Regions from separate parts of the Homo sapiens genome. Here region 1 is linked to region 2. A link is an interaction called in ENCODE POLR2A ChIA-PET data of the cell type or tissue named here. Cell type or tissue: GM12878. All regions are shown on one strand. Region 1 overlaps TCF12 (transcription factor 12). Region 2 overlaps TCF12 (transcription factor 12).

Evidence for each region. Peaks named below come from ENCODE experiments on the same cell type or tissue, not always from the same donor. Only the 100,000 strongest peaks of a DNase experiment are listed, where the experiment ranks them.
Region 1: POLR2A ChIA-PET joins it to region 2 with 6 read pairs; 4 of 35 experiments call an interaction of 5 or more read pairs at or near these places.

Annotation. Positions count from the first base shown.
Region 1 is chr15:57,023,708-57,026,207 of GRCh38, forward strand. All of the region lies in intron 3 of TCF12 (transcription factor 12), which reads left to right. Among named protein-coding and RNA genes, the nearest start is that of TCF12, 110 kb to the left of the region's middle. In GM12878, no CTCF peak of the experiment used is centred here; no DNase peak of the experiment used is centred here.
Region 2 is chr15:57,117,428-57,119,927 of GRCh38, forward strand. All of the region lies in intron 5 of TCF12 (transcription factor 12), which reads left to right. Among named protein-coding and RNA genes, the nearest start is that of SNORD13D, 160 kb to the right of the region's middle. In GM12878, no CTCF peak of the experiment used is centred here; a DNase peak (open chromatin) is centred at 1,188; H3K4me3 peaks cover 756 bases; H3K27ac peaks cover 1,790 bases.

The sequences.
Region 1 (2,500 bases), 94 kb before region 2:
AGAAAAAACAAATCTGTGTGATTCTGAATTTATTTCTTTGCAAATACATTAGTTTTTGTTATAGTTTAAAGGTGCCAACCTTTTTGGCACCAGGAACTGGTTTTGTGGAAGACACTTTTCTGTGGATGGTGAGGGTTGTAGGGGATAGTTTTGGGACATAAGTATTCCACCTCAGATCATCAGGCATTAGATTCTCATAAGGATCGTGCAACCTAAATCCCTTGCATAGTTCACAACAGGGTTCATGTGCCTATGAAAATCTAATGTGACCACTGATCTGACAGGAGGTGGAGCTCAGGCCTTAATGCTCTCTACCCACTGCTTACCTCCTACTGTGGAGCCTGGTTCCTAATAGGCCACATATTGGTAGTAATCTGTTGCCCAGGGGTTGTGGACCCCTGCTTTAAAGAAGCAAGACAAATAACTGTGAACAATGTGTTAGGAGTATGGCTCAGGCAAGAAAGGCAAAGTGCAAAACTAATCTGAGGACCCATACTCAAAAAAGTGTCTTTTTTTTTTTTTTTTTTTTTTTTGAGACGGAGTCTCGCTCTGTCTCCTAGGTTAGAGTGAGGTAGTGCGATCTCGGCTCACTGCAGCTTCTGCTAGGATTCAAGCTATTCTCCTGCCTTCTGAGTAGTTGAGATTACAGGCGCCCGCCACCAAACCCAACTAATTTCTGTATTTTCAGTAGAGATGTGGTTTCACCATGTTGGCTAGGCTGGTCTTGAACTCCTGACTGCAAGTCATCTGCCTGCCTCAGCCTCCCAAAGTGCTGGGATTTCAGGCATGAGCCACTGCACCCAACCCAAAAAAGGTTCTTGATCCTGAGTTTGGAACCAAATGAAAAATAAGATACAAGAGAGTAACATAGTAAGACTGGAATGTCAGCTTTATTAATGATAAGATGATCAGAATTCATGGCTTTAGAGCTGCTGCCAAAGGAGCTTGCCGGTACTGCAAAGAAAATACCCAGAATTTCTGACTTAGACCATTCCATAGTAAGAAGAATAGTGCCAATCAGTAATTGGAAGAATAGTGCCAATCAGTAATATTGGCAGCTTTTTATTACATTAGCTCCACATATAAAAGAACCATGCACATTCGTCAACAAGCTCACTTCCCTTTGGGATAAGGTAGGTAAGGGAGAGGAACGAATTCTTCAAGCTAGAAGGCTGAGGTTAGGAAAAGGTAAATCCTACATTAAAATGTTGGGTTATGTTTTATGTTTAAAGGTAGTCAAGGTAATATCTGGCTTATTCATTGTATTTTTAATCTGCTTTTGAAATTATGAAAATGTGTTGCATAGCTATGATGGAACAGCACCTAAATTCAAATCTAGTCCTATGTGATTTATAAGTTTGTGTCCCCGCTACCTTTTTTTTTTTGAGACCAAGGCTCAGCTCGCTCTGTCGCCCAGGCTGGAGTGCAGTGGCACGATCGCAGCTCATTGCAGCCTCTGCCTCCTGGGTTAAAGCTGTTCTTTTGCCTCAGCCTCCCTAGTAACTGGGACTACAGGCGCCTGCTACCATGTGCGGCTAATTTTTGTATTTTCAGTAGAGAGGAGGTTTCACCATGTTGGCCACGCTGGTCTCGAATTCCTGACCTCAAGTGATCGCCTGCCTCAGCCTTGCAAAAGTGCTGGGATTACAGGCATGAGCCACCGCCCCCAGCCTGTGCCCTTTTCACTAAAATCACATTTATTGAGGTTTCTTTGGGGCACTCCTGCTTGCGTTTTCACATTTCTTATCTATGCACCTGAATTTTCCCTTTGGAATTTTGACCACAGAACCTGTTTTGTTTCAGTTAGAATAATCCTCAGTCTGGAAATCATGTATTAAATGACACAATGGGATGGAATTGTAGCCTATAATAAGTGAAGAGAAAGAGAAGATTACCACCTAAGAGCTTTAAATACTTGAAATGCGCCTGGTCTCCAGATGCAGAGAAGTTGTGTTGAAAGAATTTGTATGATAGCTCCTCATACAGTGTTTTTATTTATAAAAGTAATTCATGTACATCAGTTTACAAAATAAAAGTTCTTACGTAAGAAATGTTAGTCACCAGTGTGATGAAACGTAGAATGAAACCTTAAACTGTGTTAATAGAAATGTGGTGTCAGAATCATAGATGGTAGTGGTTCCTTTGTAATCTTCGCTGAGATGATGAATTCATTTTCATACTTTAAGAGGGTCACTCGTCAACTGTAGTGACTTAGAAAGGCATGTTTAGGATTTGAGCTACTGAAAATGTTCTTGTAGGAACAGTTAAAAAACTGGGAATGGGAAGACTGAGAATGTACAGGAATAATACTCTCCAGAGTTTTAAATGCTGTCATGTAGAAGATAATATAGATTTCTCTGGTGTTCCTCTAGAACAGAGATAGGAAAATTCTTTTTGGAAAGGACCAGGTAAACATTGTGGGCTTTGTGTCACCACTTAACTCTGCAGTTGTAACATGAAAGCAAGCAGCCATAGACAATATATGGTAAACAAATGGGAA
Region 2 (2,500 bases):
TTAACTTTGACAGAAAATAGCCTCAAGAGTTGCTATAATTTTAAGCTCTGCCATGAATGAGCAAAACTTCTTTGTTACTGTGGATTAGAGTTACTTTCCTACAAGTATGATCTGGGTTCAAATTCTGGCTCTTGTTTGTAAGCATCAGTTTCTTAATATATAAATGCGGATAGTAATTATACTTACATTGTAATATTGGTTTGAGAATTAAAGGACATACTTGATGCAGAAAGTAGTACCTGGCACATTGATAGTACTCTAGCATTTTCTGTTATTGGTAAATTAAAATTTGTAATAACATTTCCCCCAACTTTGGATGAAGGCCATTTTATTTCATTTAGAATCATGCCATTATTAATATGAAACTATTATTAAAATACTTGTATAATTTCCATAGTGGTTTTATAGACTATAAACATGGAACGCTTGCAGATATTTTATAAAAATTGTTTTTATTTTGTGAAGAGTTTATATTTCAATAGTCTGTCCATAGAAATATAAGGGGGGGGAAGGCATATTAAATTAAGTTTTGTTGTTGATAATTTCATTGAGTCATTTTTGTCTGTTATCTTTGTTCTATCAGTTCTTGCATTGCAGAAAGCTTATCTTGTATTCAGTACAATGATCAATTTAATTGGCTCTGCAGTGTCTAGGATGAGGTTGCTTGGCCAGGATATATTTGGCAGTGTGAGGAAGGCAAGCTTCTATGTTGATTATAACACTGCCTTGTCACCATTGTGTTCTTTCTAAGCACAGACACAGCTTGGTCCCCTGGCAGTGATATACAGCAAACGTCAATAACAACCTTTGTAAATGTTAAATAAAAGAGCAAATTGAAGGGCAGTGATTCATTAGGAAAGAATTTTGTCTGAGCAAATTAACTCTTATTTCTGTTAACCCATGTTAAAGAATCACTGACTGTCTCTTGAGACTTTGGATGCAGTTGAACTAGAAACTATACAGATGAAGGTCCTCTTTTCCCTTTAGTGGGTGCTTTGGATCAGCAGTATGTGCTCTTCATTTGAAATATCTTTTTTTTTCTTTTTTTGATATACTTTGACATCTTACCAATTTGATTAAGCTTCAGACAGTGCTGTTACCCTTAACTTGCCTCCCAGTTAACAGAAACCTTCTGAACTTGCCTGTGGAAAAATTTTTACCATTTTTCAGTTAGTGGTTGCGTTTTCAGTTTTAGATTTTTCAGTTAGTGGTTGCATTGTGCATATATGTGTTACTTCTTCAGACCTACTTGTCTAAAGTAGCCAGTATATTTTCAGATTTTTATGTCTAATGTGATTTTCTTTTCCAGTTTTTCTTGTCTTGTTTAACCAGTGTAAAGGCAATCTAAGTGTCTTTAGAGTTAGCTAGAATTCCAGAAACTGATTTTTAATTCTTTCACTAGCCATACTTGAATTTCCATATCTGTGTATGTACACACTTGCCTGAAGATATTTTATTTTTTCCTTAAGATAGAGGTAAAAAGAAAGTGTTCAGATTTTCAAAGCTAACATTTTTTTCCTTTTTTTTCCCCCAAAGGATATAATGTATTATCTATCAACCACTCTCTCAGAATAACTTGTTTGTTTTATCATGTACTGTGATAGGTTAGTCATGAATTTGCAGTTAATGAAGGGCTATTTATTTCATGCCTACCCTCACAGGTTTTCTTTCTTTTTTCTTTTTTGTGACGGAGTCTCACTCTTTCACCAGGCTGGAGTGCAGTGGCACGATCTCAGCTCACTGCAATCTCCACCTCCCCAGTTCAAGTGATTCTCCTGCCTCAGCCTCCTGAGTAGCTGGGACTGCAAGTATGAACCACCATGACTGGCTAATGGTGGTTTTGTTTTTTTGTTTGTTTGTTTGTTTTTTTGTTTTTTTGGCAGCAGGTCGGTGGGTGGGCAGTGTTTGTAGAGACAGGGTCTCACATTGTGCCCAGGCTAGTCTCAAACTCCTGATGTGAAGCAATCCTCTCCGCTCAGCCTTCCAAACCGCTGGAATTATAGGCATGAGCCACCGTACCCGGTCCACAGCTTTTTTTTTTTAAGTATCTTCTTCATACTAGATACGATACTGTATGCTATTTTTGAGACTCCGTAGTCAAGTATAATTGTAAACCAGCTAGTAAAATTGAAGTTTCTTTTTTCATCCTTGTGTTATTTGGAAACAAAATTAAGAAATAGAGTCTCTTTTCTTCCTCCTACTTTATTCAACAGCCCTCACTCCATATGGATACTGTATACTTTGGATTTTAGAATATTTTAACTCTTAAAGGAATGGGCAGTGGAATCACAATATCACTGATTTAGCAGATCCTTGGTAAATATTCGTCATGTGATCCTGTGGCAATCCTAAATAGGAATTCACCTCTTTCTCTTAAGCTTTCCCATAGTACTTTATATCTCTTTAAAAAAATCAGTTGTTTACATTACTACATTGAAAGTTTTTTGGACCACCAACCTTGTTTCTGTCTCAGAACCTTAGCTAAATGCAGGGTATTCAA